Linked DNA regions of Homo sapiens: region 2 is linked to region 1. Evidence: chromatin loops called from intact Hi-C (ENCODE). Cell type or tissue: IMR-90. All regions are shown on one strand. Links, peaks and the distances in the headings refer to the core of each region. The heading gives the core; the rest is flanking DNA.

Region 1 (10,423 bases), core at 1,377-9,376:
ATACTGTGGCATATGCAAAGATATATACATGATTCTTAGTCTAAAGGGTTTTATATCCTGGTGGCATGTGTACAGTATATGCATAAGAGATAATTGTCAAGAAAAAGGTATATAATTAATTTTAAATAAGTCATACTATCAAAACTTATAGAAGTAATAGCTTCTATTTATTTAAGCCAATATTATGTGTCAGGCTTGTTATGCTATGTTCAGCTATGATGTCGATCATACCTAATTTTTGTAACAGCCCTCCAAAGGATTTATAATTAACTCCATTTTGCAGACAAAGAACTAGCATCATGAGATTAAGAAACTTAGATTGTGCAGCTTGCAAACAGTTTAAAACTCACCTCTATTTGACTCAAATGCCTGCAGTTTCTCCAAGCACCATATTACATCTCAGTAGTTGTTACAGATTTTCAAAAGTTAGAGATTGTTTCCAGCTGTGATGATCAGGAAGCTTTGACAGAGAGGGTGCAGATTAATTCGGTTTCTCAGGATACAAAGGGTTCTAATAAGTTGAGAGAAGGAAGACAAGGTTCTAATTTGGAAAGGAAAGACACAAGTTGGTGTGTAAAGACAAAGAGAAGAGGAGCACATGCATTCTGAAAAATTGAATATACTGGTATGTCTAGAGCAGAAGGGCCATCTGAAAGTAGTTTGAAAATAAATTTGAAGAGCCAATAGCTTAAGAGTATAGAAGGATTTGCATGCTTTCTGATGGTTTAGAATCTGCTCTTGAATAGACTAGATTTACTTGAAAGCTTTTTGGGGAAAAGTACAATATTATCAACAACTATATCAAGAACACTATTAAAATCGGTATTAGTCTGTCAGAAGTGCAGGATAATCGAATGTTTGAACGATATTTTTCCAAAGAGACATCCTAAGTCAATAAATACATTAAGCATTCTCATCCTTATTTTAACTGAGAAATGCCAGTTAAAACCAAAATGATACACCTCTACACACCAAAATGGCTAAAAGTGTAAAAAGCTAAACAATTCCAAGAGTTAGCGAGGATGTGGAGCAAGAGAACTTTCCAGACCTGCTGGAGTGAAAGTGACAGTGTGCCAGTACCTAGCGAAGTGAACATAGTTCTGACCAATGGCTTAGGAATCCTGCCGCTGAACATATACGAAGAGAAATGTGTGTGTAAGTGCATTAAATACATGTAAAGGAAGCTAAAAATTTATTCACATGAATTTCAAAACTAGACAAAGCTAAACAACTGAGTTAAAAGTCAAAATAGTGGTTGCCTGTAGGAAGAAGAGAAGGGGAAATAGAAGGGTTGTGATGGCGCGGGGCAGTTCAGGGCTGCTGGCAGTGCTCTCTTTTGTGATCTGCAAAGCGATTACCCAGGTGTTTGCTTTGTGATAATAACTGAATGGTACATTTTTTTAGAACATTACTGTCTATAACTTTTACTTCAATAAAGATATTATATATAAACCAAAAAATTAAAAACAGGAAAAAAGTCATTTATCTAGAAAATGGAAATAAGTGATTCAAATTCAGATATGCCGAACTCCAAAGCCCATAAGTTATTTATCCTCATTCAGGAGAACAGATGCAAATAATGAATTCTTGGTTCATATTCAAATTTGGTAAACAAATATGTCAGGTAGTCTATATTAATAAATAGTGAAAATGAAAGTATCAATAAAGGTCCATGAATGAAATATGTTTCTATATGATCCTCTGTTCTTAACTCTGATTTCATTTATAGTCCATGCCATAACATTTGATAATTTATTATTTCACATGTGTTCATTTTGTCCAGTGGACTTGATTGTACATTTCTGGAAACCACTAGCCATATTTAATTGGTTTTTAATTTTCCAGAGCACCAAGTTAAAGCACATAGCACATGCATAGCAAATACTTTTTGGGTGATACAATTTCAGGGAAAAGAAATCTATGTGTGCGTGCCTGTGTGTGCGTGTGTGTGTGTGTGTGTGTGTTTCTATTTTATTTCCAGCTACAGGGATGATCTGTTGTACTTTTTCAGGAAAAGAATTCTTGTCTTACCTCGTTTACTACATGTATCCACTGCACCTAGAACAATGCCAGCATGTAATGAATGAAGCCTGGCACTTACCAAAGCATTCATTCATATATGCCCCAGTTTTGCTTTTCTACAAACTTAGAGTACACTCTCCTACCCTTCTCTCTACTGAAATTCTACCCATTCCTTTAAAGCCAAATTGAACAGTCTTCTCCACAGTCTCTCACGCTTCCTAGTCCCAATCAAAAGCTTTCCCCTTGCATATCAGAAGCAATTTCTTTGTATTCCTATTGTAGCATCTCTGGTGCTTTCCTCTTGTTATACTTAATTGTGTACATGCCTGTGTCTCCAATTTAAACTGTAAGATAGTACATAATGTGGGGAAAGCAAGGGGTTAACAAACAAGCACTAACATTTTTTAAATACCTACTATGCCCTAGACTCTAAGCAGGGGGTTGTCTCAGCTCTCAGAAGTTAAATAAGGTGGGCAGGGTCAACCATCCAGCAAGCAGTCAAGCTCTCTTTGTATCCAGGTCCTTCTGTCTCTGCAGGCAGTTCCCTTTTCATCTCTCCATGCTATCTCCTGAGCAGACAATGTGTCTGTCTTACCTATCTGTGGCACTCACAACTCCTTGCCCAGTGTTCTCCACATGGGTGGTCCGGAAAGATTTGTAAATTTGAATACTCTGTTGGTTCTTCAGTTATAAATGTTAAATTTTTCTCAAAGGCACCTGATTCTAGATGGGAAGAATGCAAATTAGCATATAGAGATAATATGTCTGTCAGTTTTCATAAGGGATCAGAAAAATAAACCTACTATAAAATTATCTTCTATGTATCTCATTGCATGCAGCTTTAAAATATGCTTTCTATAAAGACTTCTATTAAGTTGTGTTAAAAATGGTGTAGTTGTCTACCAACTGCTCAGATCAAGAGAAGAAACTAAAAAAGACTTGAGGTAAAATGGCAATCAAAAGCTGATGTCAAAATATTATGATATGCTGGGCTTTTCTTCTTTTATCTGATTCTCTTGTGCTTATTTTTTACTTCATAGCCTTACTTTGTTATACTTAGTGTATCTATTTTTAATGATATTCCCTGTTTCAGGAGGGCAAACCTTTTTTTTTTAACTCTTTAAAAATGTAGTTTTGTGATTTTTTAAAAATAATGATATGGGGGCCGGGCATGGTGGCTCACGCCTGTAATCCCAGCACTTTGGGAGGCCGAGGTGGGCGGATCACGAGGTCAGGAGTTCAAGACCAGCCTGGCCAACATAGTGAAACCCCGTCTCTACTAAAAATACAAAAATTTAGCTGGGCATGGTGGTGGGCACCTGTAATCCCAACTACTCTGGAGGCTGAGGCAGGAGAATGGCATGAACCCGGGAGGTGGAGGATGCAGTGAGCCAAGATTGTGCCACTGAACTCTAGCCCAGGCAAAGGTGAGAGACTTGATCTCTAAAATAAAATAAAATAATGATATGGAAGTATTTATATGTTCTCTTGCTTAAACAATTGGACCTATGAATGTGACAGATGGCAATGCGTATTACATATACAATTATTTTGATAGGAAAAATACTATTATTTTCTCTTTTATTTCATTGCATCATGTAAAGGCTCTGTCTACATGACCATGACTGCAATTCTGGTAGGCGATGGCAATATAGTGATGTATATGTCCTTTTCTTACCAAAAATACTAATGGCATTACATGACAATTGGTGCCATATCCCTGAATTCAAGCTCATTATTTAATACACCTGGTGCCTCCTATGAAATTATTAAATATATCCTTATTTTCAAATAACATTTTATATTTAATCCTTTAAAATGCAATTTAAATTCAGCTTTTCTGTAAAGGATAGTTTTATGGAGATTTATATTGTTAGCAAATAGCAAATTTTTTCTTAAAGAGAAAGCTTTACAGATAAGAATTTAAAGCCAAAATGTTATTGACAGAATTTCACACTGAAGATGGATGTTGGCATTGACTGCTGTACAAACAAGGTCATCTCTGCACACAGGCAAGGTCAATGGGCTTTTGGAAGCTTCCTTTTATAGGAAGATGGGGATGAGGCACTATAATATAGCCATGAAGTACACTTCAGTAATTTTTCTTCTGGCAGAGCTAGCTGATCAGTAGTAGGTCATCTAGAATCGTGAATGAGTTCTCACCAAATCATTCCTCGGGTACACGGACATTAGCTTAATCAATAACCATACTTATCTTGTATTCTGCCTTGTTTCAAAAATGGGTCAATGCATTAGTTTAAAATTTCTGATTTTGTAAGTGCATTTTAAGTATTTATGTATGTATTTTATGAGGGCAATTTAGCTTTTGGGTTTGAACCTATTTGCAGTAAGTTCAGTAAATTAACTACATAAGTATTATACTTTATTACAGGTTTTATTTATTACAGCCAGAATACAACTTAAAATAAAGATGCACACAAATAATAGCTCCTAGAAATCTCAAATTTAGAAAGGAAAACGGAAAAATCACTTTTAAAAATGATCACAACCAAAAGTTCTCATATTTATATAGTTTAAACATGTTTCATTCACTATTTATTCATTCACAGTATACTTTAAATCATGATTGATAGTGCTACTTGAAATATTTTGACAGGCTTTTAACTGAGTTTGGGCAGTCACAGTTATGAAGTCACAACTCACTTAGCCAAAGCAGTACTCCTTGTTTCTTCTCAGTAACTTGTGAGCTTATATCCCTGGATAGTAAGATACAACCAAGATATTATGTATGTAAATCATTGCCATAGATGTACTAAAAAGACTACTAAAATATGAAATGTGAAGTCTAGGTCTTGTTCTGCCACTTACTATAAAACATGGGCTGTCTTTTCTCCCCATCACAAGCTTGGTTTATTTATCTCTAAAAATATATATATAAAAGATCTCTGTAGCTTTAATTTTCTATGACAATAGCTGTGTGTTTGGTAATAAATCTAGCTAGATGCAATGAGTTATTTTCATAATCAGTAGATGATGAGTTAAATTTTTATATTATATAAATAGATCATAATTAATTGTTGATATTGTGCTTATTTATGGCACTATGGATTATTAAATTATCTGCCTTGTGCATTTACAGAGTCTTCTTTCAGCCAAAAGGTAGGTTTGCTGTCTGAAGTCAAGTTGAACATTGTCAAAAGCCAGAGTTAAATAACAAGTAGAAAAGTGGGATAAATTCACCATCATCATCTCTTACAGTTGTTCCATAGCAAACTTGTTGAAGCTGTGAATATTCAGTTAAAGTATCACAGACCTAGCAAGTAACATTAATATTCTGAGAGGCTAATAAAGGTTGATACAGAGTCTAATGAATAAATTTTATTGTTTGAACAGGAACTAAAATCATAGTGAAATGTTTCCATTTTTAGATGAAAGCATGTATTTTAATTGTTTTTGATAGGATGGGCTCAGATGTGATTTCCCATTAGTTACATGTAAAATTTATTTCTAAAGTTAATATTTGCATAAAATCATTTATCACTTATGCCACTCAAAGCAAAAGAAGACGGATTCAAATGAGTATAAATTTGAAACAACAAGTGATCTTCTGAACAGAAAGATCCATCTTCTTAGGTTAGAAATGGAGTAACAGAAGGCACTGTCACTGAAGGTGGAGCACCCCTACAAATATTAGTGGTTCTTAGTTTTGGAGCTTTCGTGCAGTCATAGTAAAATGTTTCTATGTTCTTCCAAAGAATAGAGTAATAATCTTGAAAGGAGAAAGCAAGTACAGTCATTTATTTTTAATTAAGCAACTAATAAAGTAAGCACACGTAGTATTGTTTAATATTACTGAATAATTATACTGCTAACCTGTTGAAAAATTTTGTGAAATATTTGATGCATGTTAAAGATTGCATGCAATATTATATATCATAAATCTTAAAGACAAAAAACACTTATTTAAAATGTTATCCAATTAAATAAATAGAAAATATATAGAAATTTACTCATAAAATTGAAACTCCTAGACCCCTCATGATCTCCTCCTTCTCTTTTCTCCTCAAGCCCTCTCCAGAGTGAATCTCTAAATGAATTTTGTGTTTATCATGATGGCTTTGACACATATATACGTGTGTCTAAACATATCATGTTTACTTGTTTTGGAACTTTATATACAAAATACTCATTTATTCAACAAATATTAACTGACTGGCTACTCTGTGCCAGGCACTGTTTTAGATGTAGAGGGTATAACAGGATTTAAATAATGTATCTGTCTTCATGGACCTTACATTGTAGAAGAGAAATAGGCAATAAATGAGTAAACAAGTAAAATATAATGTGTCAAAACAATGATAAGTGTTATGAAGAAAAATAACACAGGCTGAAAGAGATGGGAGTGTATTATTTTATTTTGAGTGGTCAAGGAGAGCCTCTCGGAGGTGGAATATTTAAGCAGGGACAGAAGAAAAGGAGTGAATAACTCTTAAAGGCAACTGTGGGGATTGAATGCCAAATGGAGGCAAGAACCAGTGCAAAGACATTGAGGTGGTGCACACGTAGCATGTTTGAGAAATGGCAGGAGGCAGGATGTCTGGGGCCAAGAGGGTATGTGTACATTTGTGTGTGTGTGTGTGCACCTATGCGTGTGTGCTTGTGTGTAGGGAAAGTGTAAGGGGGGAGGGGGATGAAGGGGAGTAAAAATGTATCAGGTTGTCATATCCTAATAGCCTTATAAACTATAATCAACACATCAAATTGTTTTTTAAATTAAGGTGAAATTTATGTAACATAAAAGTAACCATTTTAAAGTGCACAATACAGTGGCATTTAGTATATCCATAATGTTGTGCAACCACTACATTGATCTAGTTCCAAAATATTTTCATCACCTCAAGAGAAAACATTCTATTTCACTGTCTATTTCCCTGTCCTCTCATCCCATGGCAACCACTGCTCTGTTTCCTATTTTTTATGGATTTACCAGTTCTGGGTATTTCTATAAATAGAATGATATAATATGTGACCTGTTGTGTCTGGCTTCTTTAAGTTACCATAACGTTTTCAAGGTCCATCCATATGATGGCATGTACAAGTCAGTACTTCATTCCTTTTTATGGTTGAATCATATTTTGTGTTCCTCACTTTGTTTATTCATTCATTTGTTGATGGACATTTGGGATGTTTCCATTTGACTAATTTGTTTTTTGGTTTTTTTTATTCTTGAAAAGTTTGCTATTTTTTATTTTTTATTATTTTATTCTATTTTTCCATAAGTGATTGGGATACAGGTGGTGTTTGGTTACATGAGTAAGTTTTTTAGTGGAGATTTGTGAGATCCTGCTGCAACCATCACCCGAGCAGTATATGCTGCACCACATTTGTTGTCTTTTATCCCTGGCACCCCTCCCACTCTTCCCCCCAAGTCCCCAAAGTCCATTGTATCATTCTTATGGCTTTGCATCCTCATAGCTCAGCTCCCACCTATTAGTGAGAATACACAACATTTGGTTTTCCATGCCTGAGTTACTTCACTCAGAATAATAGTCTCCAATCTCATCCAGGTCATGGCAAATGCTGTTAATTCATTCTTTTTATGGCTGAGTAGTATTTTACATATATATATATATATATCATAGTTTCTTTTTTATTATACTTTAAGTTCTAGGGTATATGTGCACAATGTGCAGATTCGTTACGTATGTATACATGTGCCATGTTGGTATGTTGCACCCCTTAACTCGTCATTTACATTAGGTATATCTCCTAATGCTATCCCTCCCCCCTCCCCCCGCCCCATGACAGGCCTGGGTGTGTGATGTTCCCCACCCTGTGACCAAGTGTTCTCATTGTTCAGTTCCCACCTATGAGTGAGAACATGTGGTGTTTGGTTTTCTGTCCTTGTGAAACTTTGCTCAGAGGTTTCCAGCTTCATCCATGTCCCTAAAAAGGACGTGAACTCATCTTTTTTTATGGCTGCATAGTATTCTGTGGTGTATATGTGCCACAGTTTCTTAATCCAGTCTATTATTGATGAACATTTGGGTTGGTTCCAAGTCTGCTCTTGTGAATAGTGCCAAAATAAAAATATGTGTGCATGTGTCTTTATAGCAGCATGATTTATAATCCTTTGGGTATATACTCAGTAATGGAATGGCTGGGTCAAATGGTATTTCTAGTTCTAGATCCTTGAGGAATCGCCACACTGACTTCCACAATGGTTGAACTACTTTACATTCCCACCAACAGTGTAAAATTGTTCCTATTTCCCCACATCCTCTCCAGCACCTGTTGCTTCCTGACTTTTTAATGATCACCATTCTAACTTGTGTGAGGTGGTATCTCATTGTGGTTTTGATTTTCATTTCTCTGATGGCCAGTGATGATGAGCATTTTTTTCTGTGTCTTTTGGCTACATAAATGTCTTCTTTTGAGAAGTGTCTGTTCATATCCCTCGCCTACTTTTTGATGGGGTTGTTTGATTTTTTCTTCTAAATTTGTTCAAGTTCTTTGTAGATTCTGGATATTAGCCCTTTGTCAGATGAGTAGATGGTAAAAATTTTCTCCCATTCTGTAGGTTGCCTGTTCACTCTGATAATAATTGCTTTTGCTGTGCAGAAGCTCTTTAGTTTAATTAGATCCCATTTGTCAATTTTGGCTTTTGTTGCCATTGCTTTTGGTGTTTTAGTCATGAAGTCCTTGCCCATGCCTATGTCCTGAATGGTATTGCCTAGGTTTTCTTCTAGGGTTTTTATGGTTTTAGGTCTAACATTTAAGTTTTTAATCCATCTTGAATTAATTTTTGTATAAGGTTTAAGGAAGGGATCCAGTTTCAGCTTTCTACATATGGCTAGCCAGTTTTCCCAGCACCATTTATTAAATAGGGAATCCTTTCCCCATTGCTTGTTTTTCTCAGGTTTGTCAAAGATCAGATAGTTGTAGATGTGTGGTATTATTTCTGAGGGCTCTGTTCTGTTCCATTGGTCTATATCTCTGTTTTGGTACCAGTACCATGCTGTTTTGGTTACTGTAGCCTTGTGGTATAGTTTGAAGTCAGGTAGCGTGATGCCTCCAGCTTTGTTCTTTTGGCTTATGATTGACTTAGCAATGCGGGCTGTTTTTTGGTTCCATATGAACTTTAAAGTAGTTTTTCCCAATTCTGTGAAGAAAGTCATTGGTAGTTTGATGGGGATGGCATTGAATCTATAAATTACTTTGGGCAATATGGCCATTTTCACAATATGGATTCTTCCTATCCATGAGCATGGAATGTTCTTCCATTTGTTTGTGTCCTCTTTTATTTCGTTGAGCAGTGGTTTGTAGTTCTCCTTGAAGAGGTCCTTCACATCCCTTGTAAGTTGGATTCCTAGGTATTTTATTCTCTTTGAAGCAATTGTGAATGGGAGTCCACTGATGATTTGGCTCTCTGCTTGTCTGTTATTGGCGTATAGGAATGCTTGTGATTTTTGCACATTGATTTTGTATCCTGAGACTTTGCTGAAGTTGCTTATCAACTTAAGGAGATTTTGGGCTGAGACGATGGGGTTTTCTAAATATACAATCATGTCATCTGCAAACAGGGACAATTGACTTCCTCTTTTCCTAATTGAATACCCTTTATTTGTTGCTCCTGCCTGATTGCCCTGGCCAGAACTTCCAACACTGTGTTGAACAGGAGAGGTGAGAGAGGGCATCCCTGTCTTGTGCCAGTTTTCAAAGGGAATGCTTCCAGTTTTTGCCCATTCATTTATGACAGACCCATATTGGCTGTGGGTCTGTCATAAATAGCTCTTATTATTTTGAGATACGTTCCATCAATACCTAGTTTGTTGAGAGTTTTTAGCATGAAGGGCTGTTGAATTTTGTCGAAGGCCTTTTTTGCATCTATTGAGATAATCATGTGGTTTTTGTCTTTAGTTCCTTTTATATGATGGATTACATTTATTGATTCGTGTATGTTGAACCAGCCTTGCATCCCAGGGATGAAGCCAACTTGATTGTGGTGGATAAGCTTTTTGATGTGCTGCTGGATTCGGTTTGCCAGTATTTTATTGAGGATTTTTTCATCGATGTTCCTCAGTGATATTGGTCTAAAATTCTCTTTTGTTGCTGTGTGTCTGCCAGGCTTTGGTATCAGGATGATGCTGGTCTCATAAAATGAGTTAGGGAGGATTCCCTGTTTTTCTGTTGATTGGAATAGTTTCAGAAGGAATAGTACCAGCTCCTCTTTGTACATCTGGTAGAATTCGGCTGTGAATCCGTCTGGTCCAGGACTTTTTTTGGTTGGTAGGCTATTAATTATTGCCTCAACTTCAGAGCCTGTTGTTGGTCTATTCAGGGATTCAGCTTCTTCCTGGTTTAGTCTTGGGAGGGTGTTTGTGTCCAGGAATTTAAAACAGTTTCTTTATCCAGTCGTTGACTGATCGGCATTTGGGTT
Region 2 (10,423 bases), core at 790-8,789, 55 kb after region 1:
ACAATCTCTATCCTGTAGGCTGTACCAGGTTAAGGAATTTGAACTTTTCATAAGAATAAATGGATTGCCACTCTGGAATCCATTAAGGACGTGAAGAGAGTCATCATAGTCTTATATATCTAGTACTAATTTGTGGAGTTTGTGATGAGAAGGCATTAGGAGAATGTTTCAGAAATGTATTCTAAGTGACATTTTTTCTTTCAAATCAACAAACAAAATAGAATTGAAACATTAATGTTTGGTAGCTGCTTCCTCAAGTAGAACAGCCCTGGCTATGCACCAGGTGCCATCTAGGTAGTTAATAAGTAGGAGCTTTAGTCTATGAGGTGCCACTAATGCTGAACTCATTGTCTCCACCAGCCCCCAAATCCCCTGGTCTTAATCCTGTGTCTGTCCTCTATCTGCAGATTGGAGAGTAATTGCCTCTAAGAATTTTGACCAACTGGGAAACAAAAACCCATTTGAGCCCTTTACGTCTTACCTCCCCATTAAAAAACAAAACAGAAACCTCCCTGCTTCCCCCAATGTTAAACAAATGTGAGTCTAATTAGTTTGTATACTTTAAAAAAAAAAGATTATGGACAGTTCATACACATAAAACAAAAGAAAAAAATAGAAATTGTAAAAGAAGGGCAAATCCAGGTAGTGAATAGGAAGGGGGTAGAAGGAAGAGGGAGAGAAAAATTATGCTAGAAAATCAAAGCTGTGGCAAGCTCCTTCAACTGAGAAGAAAATTAGCTCTGAGATTCTGGTGACCAAAGCAAAAAATAGAAGTACAATGGATTCTTTACAGATTGTCAAGGGAGACAGAATTTTCCCTAGCTCTGAATTATTAAAGGAATTTATCACCTGGGCCTTAAAATACAGGTCATTTTGACAATATAATAGATGGAGACTGCATTAGCAATTTATTAAAAGTCCTGTTGACATTTCTTAGATCTTCCCTAGATAAATTATATTTAACATGTAAAAGTTGCAGCTGGCATTCAAACTACTGCTACAATTAAAAGTCCATGACAATATTTTCAAATACTTTAATTCTCTGCTGCCCAATACTTCTAGCCCCCAATTCCCTACTCCATTACCTGTAGTATCCCGCTTATTCATTAAAATAGTTATGCCATCATTAATAGTACAGACGACACCCCACAACGGGAATAATAATTCTAAAAAGTTACATGTAAGCCCAGAATCTTACATTGGGATAGGTCATACAAGGTCGTGTATTACAGTAGATTTCAAACCAGGCCCTTCATCCCAAATACCTGGCAAGATTTTTAAATATCCTATTCCCAAACCCAGCTTCCAGATTCTGATTTAGTAGTCCTGGGTATAGGCCCAGAAATTTGTTGTTGTTGTTGTTAAAGAGATTCTCCTATGAAGTCAGCCATTTACTGATCCATTCTCCCATCCAATACAGAAATCCTCTCTAAACATGGCAGTGAGTCAGTTGCCCAGACCGTGTTGAAGAATATCTTTGACTGAATGAGAAAGGATATTCCATTATGGCAATGTTCTAATCATCAAATCATACTTTCTCCACCACCACAGTATCTTTTAAAAAGGTTTCATTTGATTTCTGATTAAACATTAATTGTTAGGAGCTGCTAATCCTTTAAAATATTTCTGTTCCTGTAGTCTATGTATGAAATATTTGAAGATCTTGCAAAATAATGAAAATGCATCAGGAGGATTCTATTAACATAATTCTTTAGAGAATTATTTTGTAAGTAAAACCCTGTGCCATGCAGCTATTCATCGTTAAAGTGTACGTAATCTTAATTGAAATATATTTTATTAAAGTTGGCAAGTTTTATACGCTACATGATCTGTATACTAAAAGATTTTTGAATCCTTACATCAGTCATACTGTCAAGTTGATGTCTTTATTGAAAGTGTATCTTAATTTTTTCCATTTTTAACATACTTTAGAGTTACTTATTTATAGTAATTATTGCTATTTTGACTGCTTCTCTAAAAAGTCTGTGTCTGCCTCTAAGAAACCACTTTCATTTTACTACTTAGATCCCTAATGTTTAGAATGTGACCTGAATTGAAGGTCTTAGACTGTCTAACATGAATAATAAATGACCGGAATAATTTACAAGTTATGCATTTCAAATTAAATGAATAACAAAGAAATAAAATTTCACATTATAGCACTGAATATATTCTCCTAAAGAAGATTCATTACATGTGTATGAGTCCCATGTGATAAACAGGGCTAGGCAAAATAGCATGACAATGAATTTAAGGTAGAGGAAAATAAATTAATTAGATCTGTCATATTCCTCAAGGGAAAGAATTATACAAAAGAGCAATTACTTTGTGACTGCACCTTAGGAAGGCTAACTGCCTACAGAACTGTTTTCTCCATTCTTCACATTTTCTCTATTTTTAAATATGAATTGATTGGGTTTTTGATATAAATGGTCTTTGGGAGAATTTAGTGAATGTTTAGACCAGGTGAAGCCTCTCAGGGATGTCAAAGCACATGTAGCTGGAGGCAATGTAATTTCTTCACACAGACTGGTATTTAGAGATTATCTCATCAGTGTAAAGTACAGAGGTTAAAAAACTGCTTCATTGCAGGGGACTCCAGTATCAGGAAGCAGTCTAGGCATCGGGTCATCATTCAGCTGCCAGCCAACGGGGGCCGAGACTGCACAGATCCCCTCTATGAAGAGAAGGCCTGTGAGGCACCTCAAGCGTGCCAAAGCTACAGGTAGGGTTAGAGAAATGCATCGTGAGGGAGGAGCTGAACAAATACGTCAACTCCACATCCTTTCCTAGGATAAGGAAAGGAAGTCAACACTGTTCCTTCCACAGGCTCAATGGAGTTGGGATGTTTATGGCTGTAGCTGCCATTCTTGTCTCTTCAGCAGAGCTGCTGTGCTACTGAAATGATGTACAAGAAGGCAAATATTTGTGTAAACTTCCAAGGTGACGTGTTAGCTCCAGTAGTTTGGGGAAATGTCTTATGTTGATATAACATACAAGAAATGCTGAAAAGTGATTAATAATTATGAAACATGTATACTTTAGGAAGAAATTCTTTTTCACTTAGAAGACTAGCCTAAGCATTACTCCCCTGCTCCAAAGAGCACCTGTTTGTAATCATAAATGCTCACATTCTGGCTCAGGAAATGACATCTGTATCTCAATGATGCTGGTAAGATGGCTGTTCTGTTCATTTGTGATCACCTCAAATAAAATTGTAGTTATCGAAGCTATATATCATCTTGATAATTTGTTAGAGAAATTTTACCTCCTTATGATTAAGACAGAAATTATCTAATAGAAATCTGACGTATACATTTGCAGTCCTGACAGCAAATGAAGTATTATGGCATCAATTAATGAAAAATGTAATCACAAAATAAATATTTAAGATGACATTGTCAAATTTGGCATCTTAATATATCAATCTTTAATTCTGAGATGACAAATACTATAATTGTATACTTACACCATGCACATTGACAACTACTGGTTCAAACTTATTTATTTTTGGAATTTGTTTTTGTAAAGCATATTATACTTACAGTTGCTGAGATACTCCTACAATGCTAACCAAAAGAGCACTATACAAAAGACTCATGACTTGAATACAGTTTCATAACTTGAATAAAATAAATATACATTATTTAAATGGCATGCATCACTTCTGGGGCCATCTGGTGCATTTGTTGGCAGTCCTAATCATTAAAAAGTCTAAATGTTCTCTGTAGAGTCCTATAGAACTTGACAATGATGTACTCTTGTCTTCACTGCCAGAGAAAGTACTTTTATATTTAATGTTACTTCTTCTAAAGCCTAGATGGAGATCTAAATTAAATTTAGATAGAACTGAGCATTGCTAAATAACTGTGTTTGCAGTGGTCAAAGTCATGTTTCCATGCTGCTGTGTCTCTGTGATTTGCTGGCATTTTTGCTTCTTCCCCACTGGGCTTCTGTTCCTGTCTTGTAGGTGGAAGACTCACAAATGGCGCAGATGCCAATTAGTCCCTTGGAGCGTGCAACAAGACAGCCCTGGAGCACAGGAAGGCTGTGGGCCTGGGCGACAGGCAAGAGGTGGGAGGCCCCATTCCACAGTTCATTTCTCCAGCATCGCTAGTTTAACTACTGTTTTGATGCATTTGCCACTTGGACACCATGCTTAGCAAACAGAGCAAAGCAGATATAAATCTGCTATGAGCCATTCCACAAAACATCAGGACATAGAAACATGTCTTTTTAAATTGTTCCCATTGTTCTTTGGCATTAGCTCATAATTCTTGAATTTTTCTCTCATTTATGTCTGAAAGAAAGTCAGGCCAAGCTTTCACTTATGACATAAATGGTACACTGAAGCTTTTTTGTTTGTTTGTTTGTTTGTTTGTTTTTAGATTACGGTATCCACAGCATTTTGCTTGCCACCGTAATAAGCAATAAGATTCTTACCTCCTTGCCTATATGCATTATATATGTGCATACATACAATGTAATAGAATTAGTTAACTTTTTCAGAAGTTCTCAGAATGACATCTCTTTCATTTTCATGGCTATCCACAATTCTGTTCATATTTAGTACTGATTTTTAAATGGCAGACTTATTTACTTAATTACAATCTGCACCACTAAATAACGTGGAATCTTGCAGAAATGGGTAATGAGAATGTTCAACTTTGCCATAATTATTTACTAGATATTATAGGGAATATAGAAACTCAAGATTTGGAATATGTTGTTTCTTCCAGACATAGCAAATTCAGTCTTTAAAGAGCACATGATTATTTTTACTCATATTGACTTATAGCATACAGCTCCTGCTGCGTATTTAAAATGTAGCATAATACATAATTGAATATGCGAGCAACTTTAATTTATAAAAAACGTATTTTGCTCTCCCATGTGTAGTTACGTATTTCATGTTGACACAAAAATTTGAAGATGTAGAGCAGAATTCCAGTTTTTGCTGATTTGATCTGGGACTTCATTTTCTGTACAGTGAAAAAAAACTGCCTTTTTAAGAAAAAAATGCTTCTGTTTTGTAAAAAAAAAAAAAAAAAAAAAAAAAAAAAAAAAAAATCCCCTGTTTTTATAATCTTCCTTTTAGAAGTCTTCTTCTGGAACATAAAACTTAGTTTCCAAATAATCTTAAATTGCTAGTTGCAGTAGTTTTTAGGATTTTATTTTATTTGCATAATTCTCATTATGTATCTCCCACCATCAACTTTGGGTAAAACATAACTGTGACTCCCTTTACAGTTATAGAGACTTAAGTATATAGAACTGAAAGTCGTTCTCCTCCATTTCAAATCATTCTTTAAGAAATTGAGTGATATGAGATCTTCTTGTCATGCCCTGCTAACTCCTTCTTGAATCAGGCATTGATTTGCATATATTTTGGGTTCTATATAGAGGTTATAATGAAAATGAGCATGAGTTTGGGAATCAGGAAACATAAGTTTTAGTCTCCATTCTTTTACTAATACAGTGTGTCTTACTCATCCCTTCACCTTCTGGACCTCAATTTATTTAGATTAAAAAAAAAGAGGGGTTTGGACCAAATGATATTTTAGGATTATTCAAATTTTCATAATAGATGCACAAACAATACCCAGAGATCAAAATGTGAAATAAAATTAGGTAAAGCAGATGAAAACCATATCTTTATAAAACACCACTGGAGGAAATACAAGATCAGTAGAAGCAGCACAAGTGTGAAAACAGCCTCAGTTCCAAACAATGACGTATAAGCTGCACAACCTTGGATGATTCATTTCCTCCCTTTAAGGCTAAGAACACAAAAGCCTTAGAGTAGTTGGCACATGCTGTCTTCATTAAACGTTAATTTCTTCCCTCTTCCTGTTTGTTCATAACCCAAGTGAATGTATGCATATGGGCCTTTTGGGTTTTGACACACAATCTGTACAAAAACTATTCTGTCTGTGATTACCAGCAACCTTTGCATTTCCAAATCGGAAAACTGTTCGTTCTTCATCCTGGGTGGCCACCTTGTAGTAGTGAATACTTGTTACCCACTCCCTCTGTGATAAAAGGGTCTTTAGCATCTTCAGTGTGCGACTTTCTCCTATCTTTCTGATTGTTCCATTTTTGATTTCCTATTACTGGTGTCTCTTTCTCTGCCTGTACTTACATAGTGCTTCCTAATCTTGGCATATTTGTCAAACAACTTGCTGTACCTCAGCAATCTTATCCATTTTCAGGATATCTGGGAAGTGAAAGTTGCATTATAACAAGTGATATATTCATAAATATATTTAGAACAATCCCTTTAACTTCCATATGAAGACAGTCTTTTTCTTTGTTTCCTGAGTAGATGAAAGACTGCTTTTTCGTACAGCTTATATTTCTATAGAAACATGAAGTGGAGAATCTTAAGAATGTAGAAGTATCTTTTACTAATTGCAAGAAGACAAAATTTTCTTCCTTTGATGGTCGTGGCTGTTTTCAGAACTCCATATTATTTACTCGCCAAGTTCTTGCTATTTTCATCTTTATCCTTACTTATATGGTCAGAGACTTAAATAAAAAAATGAACTTGTGCTATTTTTATGACAAAAATAATTATATAGTAAACATTAAATCAATCAACAAAGACTATAGAGAAGCTGCTCTCTGTCCCCCCTAGCACATCAGAATTTCTCATTTCAATTACTCATTCCACTGTTTTTGCATTTGGAAGACTGTAGAAAAAGCTATAAATGTTAGGAAAGAATGAAGATCTTTAAACCAGAGAGCTTATATTTTTTAGGAAAATTAGATCACTGTTAATGTCACCTAACAAGAATTAAAGACTGAAACTTATCAATTGCAAAGCCAATCATTTGAAGCTGAAGAGCTGAGGAAAGACTTAAAGTACGGGTTGGGACTTGACTTGTACCATAATATTAGAAGAAGTAGAGAGGATAAAAGAATACAAGATAAGATCAATTCTATAAGCTAAGTGTTTGAGGTAAGAAAAACAAAAACATTAAATGTGTTCACAGAAAAGTGGGTGGATTGAGCTCTGAAGATGTGATCTGGAGCCTGGGGTGATTTTGTGGAAGGCTATAAATGTCAAGATCAGTATTTTAGACCTTGTTCGATAAGTGGTATGAGCAAGGACCTGATGAAAGCAGTGTTTTATCTGTCAGCGTGTACAGAATAAATTAGAAAGATAAGACACATGGGCCTGAATGCCAGCTAGTATGCTGCTGTAGCAGTGCAAGGTTGAAGTCATAGAAACAACAGTAATATGAAATAGGCAAAAATAAATAAATTGTGGACATACGATAGAGGGAAATATTTTGGGGACTTAGTAGCAGACAATAGAAGAGAGATAAAAATAAAAGAGTCAAAGTTGATCATATGACTCTTTAACTCTAACATTTTTAATTTAAGAATAGTTATATTGGTGAAAATTCTAGGTCTAAAAGTAGAGCTAATTTTGGAAAGTATATTTTATACAGTTTATATTTGAGGCCATGGCAGGGTTAGCCAAGTGGAAATATTCAGGTATGCACTTGAAATGTAGAAATGTAGCTGTAGAGATAGCATAAGATGGCAGATGGAAATTTGGGTAACATTTCCATAGAGTGAATTGCTGAAGTTATAAAAAAGCTAAGAACTCTAAAATGCAACTTTTATTATATATATGAATAAAAGCGATTATACCTTATCATTAATAGATTTCTTTTTTCTCTAACAAGTTTGCACTTGTAGATTCTTTAAGCATTTCTTTTAAAGAATTTAACTTAAATGTTATTAACTTTAAATTATTGTGTCCTTGTACTCCCACTTGAATAATATCATGTAACTAAGATATGAGATAGCTAACTTTACCATTGTATGATTCTAGAGATAGAAATGTTTACTTCATGACTTTTATCAATCTATATGTCCATACCAGGAGTCAGTAAACTATATGGCCTGTGAGCTAAATCCAGTCCGCAGCCTGTTTTTTTGTAATTAGTTTTATCAGAACACAGCCACAGCCATTTTTTTACATATTGCCTATGGCTGCTTTCATGATACAAGGCACAATTGAGTAGTTAGGACAGACCCATATGGCCTACAAAGCCAAAAATAATTACCATGTAGTCTTTTACAGAAAAAAATTGCTGACCCTTGATCTAAACCCAAAAGCCATGTAACCAATGATGTAGTCAGAACTTCTAATAATACTGAATAGTCATTACCCAATAGGATCAGAAAATCCCTGGAATTTATCTTGTCAGTTGGGAAGATGTATACAAATTCAATTCAGCAATAAAAGAACTATTTTATAGTTATGAAAGTAGTAGATTTTAAAGACTGGGACAATAGTAAAATATCTGCCTTTAAGGATGAAATTGCAGCATTCTTTTTGGGGGAGGTTAGGAATAAAATGTTGACTCTAAGAACTTTAGTAGTAAAAATTAAAATTAAAAAGGGGCTAAAGGTGAAACCAGAAAATACATGGGCTATGGAAGACAAGAGAGAAAAACATTCCAGCCTTCAAAATTCCCTTGTCTAGAACATGATAAATTATACTCAAAAGCTGGACATTCAGAGTTAATTTACTAAGTACACATAGAAAAGAGAGAATGTGTGTGTCTCATATAATATGTGCCATTCAGCCCAACACTTAAAAGGTCACCTATTATGATTCAGTTCTTCTCCAACGTCTGGACCCTTCCATATTGATAGAAAAATGTAACACAAATTCCTTCTTATCACCTTACTAGCCATGCCTCCTAGGCCTGCACCTACTTTTAACCACCTGTTAACAATAAAATAAAGTGGCCTTTATAGACATACTTTCATTTTTACTCTTAATACTATTAATAGCATAATTTTTCAAATTGGAGGAACTATCTGTGATGACATATTTCAAAAGATTTGGGAAGCAATTGTGTTCCCAGAGCCTCTTTAAAAATTGTAAACTGTTTACTTATGATCTCAGCACTGACATTCGCTCTAAAGCAAATTTGTGAGAATCATCCTTATTCAGAAATGAGTTAAAGCAACACAGGAATAAGAATATAGGTAGAGTCTCTTCTAATCAAGTAAATGCAGTCTTGATAAAATCTATATTTTATATATGTCAAAACTATATGAAAAGTTTTTCTGATCTATTATATTAGAACACAAAGTACTTTAAAAGAAAATTTATATATTCCTGAAAGTTTGAAAAGCACATAGGAATTTTTTATTTATGACCCAATTCCTTTACATTTAAAAGGAAAAGTGGCATAATGCTGAAGCAGAATTTTATATCAATTATCCCCAGAATCACCAGTAATTTTTGCCCAATCTTCTCTAAATTGAATTAGCTACTCTGCTACATAAAATGGGTATTTTCTTTAAGTTCATCAAGTGTTTCTGTAGAAACATTAGAAATCTTTTCTAAAACAAATGCTTAAAATGTTGTGTTGATAGTTTTATCAGGATTCTTGGGCTTCTATAACAAAACACTATAGATCAAGTAGCTTAAACAAAAATTTATTTCTCACAGTTCTGGTGCATGTGAAGGTCAAGGTGCCAGCCAATTTGGTTCTTGACGAAGACCTATTTCCTGACTTGCAGACAGTCATCTTCTCACTGTGCTGTTACATGGCAGAGAAAAAACAAGGCAGAGAGAGAAAGCAAGGGGAGTGAGAGAGAGAGAGACAGAGAGAGAAAGTGCACTCAGGTCTCATCTGAGAAGGGCATTAATCCCGTCATAGGAACCTCACACTCATGACCTCACCTTCAAATACCACCATCACATTGGTGATTTCAACATGTGGATCTGAGGGAGATACAACTCAGTATATAGCAATAGTGCAGGATCCGAACTTTTAAATAAAATTCCTATCATCTTAGTGTACAGAGCTATATGTTTGTTAATATTATGCTCTTTCAGAAAGCTGTGAAAACAGGTAACTCAAATTTCTAAAAACCAATCCAAACTTTCTGAATATAATTCAATATAATACATTCTCTCATAAATATTTATTGAATGCATGCTACATATTTCACATTGCCTTCATGGTACTAGGCCCAGCCTCTTGAGATATTAAAAATGTATAACAAATAGATTCAGTTAACTTAGTATGGTAGAAAATATACTATAGGTATACATGACTTGGGTTACAAGTCATAATAATACAGTAGTAGTGTATATACACAATAATCACTGAAGAATTGAAAAAAAAAAAAGAGATAACCACTGATACGGCATAGTGAAAGAGACACAGCATTTAAATATAGGATGACTCAAGCAAAAAGGCAAGAAGTAAAATCTTTATGTTTAGGAACAGCTCATTGACCAGTTTGCCTAGGGTTCCTGTGAGTGAGTTAGAGGCAAGGGGCAAGGATAGTTTTGTTTTTCTTTTTCTCATTAAAAAAATGAGAAGTAGTGAAGGATTTTTACAAGGCTTTGGGTATTGAGAATGTTATATTCCAGGAAATT

What was found. Peaks named below come from ENCODE experiments on the same cell type or tissue, not always from the same donor. Only the 100,000 strongest peaks of a DNase experiment are listed, where the experiment ranks them.
Region 2: a loop joins it to region 1, with 3 times the contacts of the local background. A loop is called at or near these places in 2 of 110 quality-filtered maps.

What each region holds. Positions count from the first base shown.
Region 1 is chr7:11,510,140-11,520,562 of GRCh38, reverse strand. The region is part of intron 6 of THSD7A (thrombospondin type 1 domain containing 7A); the gene reads left to right. Among named protein-coding and RNA genes, the nearest start is that of THSD7A, 320 kb to the left of the region's middle. In IMR-90, for the core only: no CTCF peak of the experiment used is centred there; no DNase peak of the experiment used is centred there.
Region 2 is chr7:11,454,313-11,464,735 of GRCh38, reverse strand. THSD7A (thrombospondin type 1 domain containing 7A) reads left to right here. Exons shown (of 28, transcript NM_015204.3): 10 at 2,593-2,725; 11 at 3,971-4,074. Among named protein-coding and RNA genes, the nearest start is that of THSD7A, 370 kb to the left of the region's middle. In IMR-90, for the core only: no CTCF peak of the experiment used is centred there; a DNase peak (open chromatin) is centred at 5,765.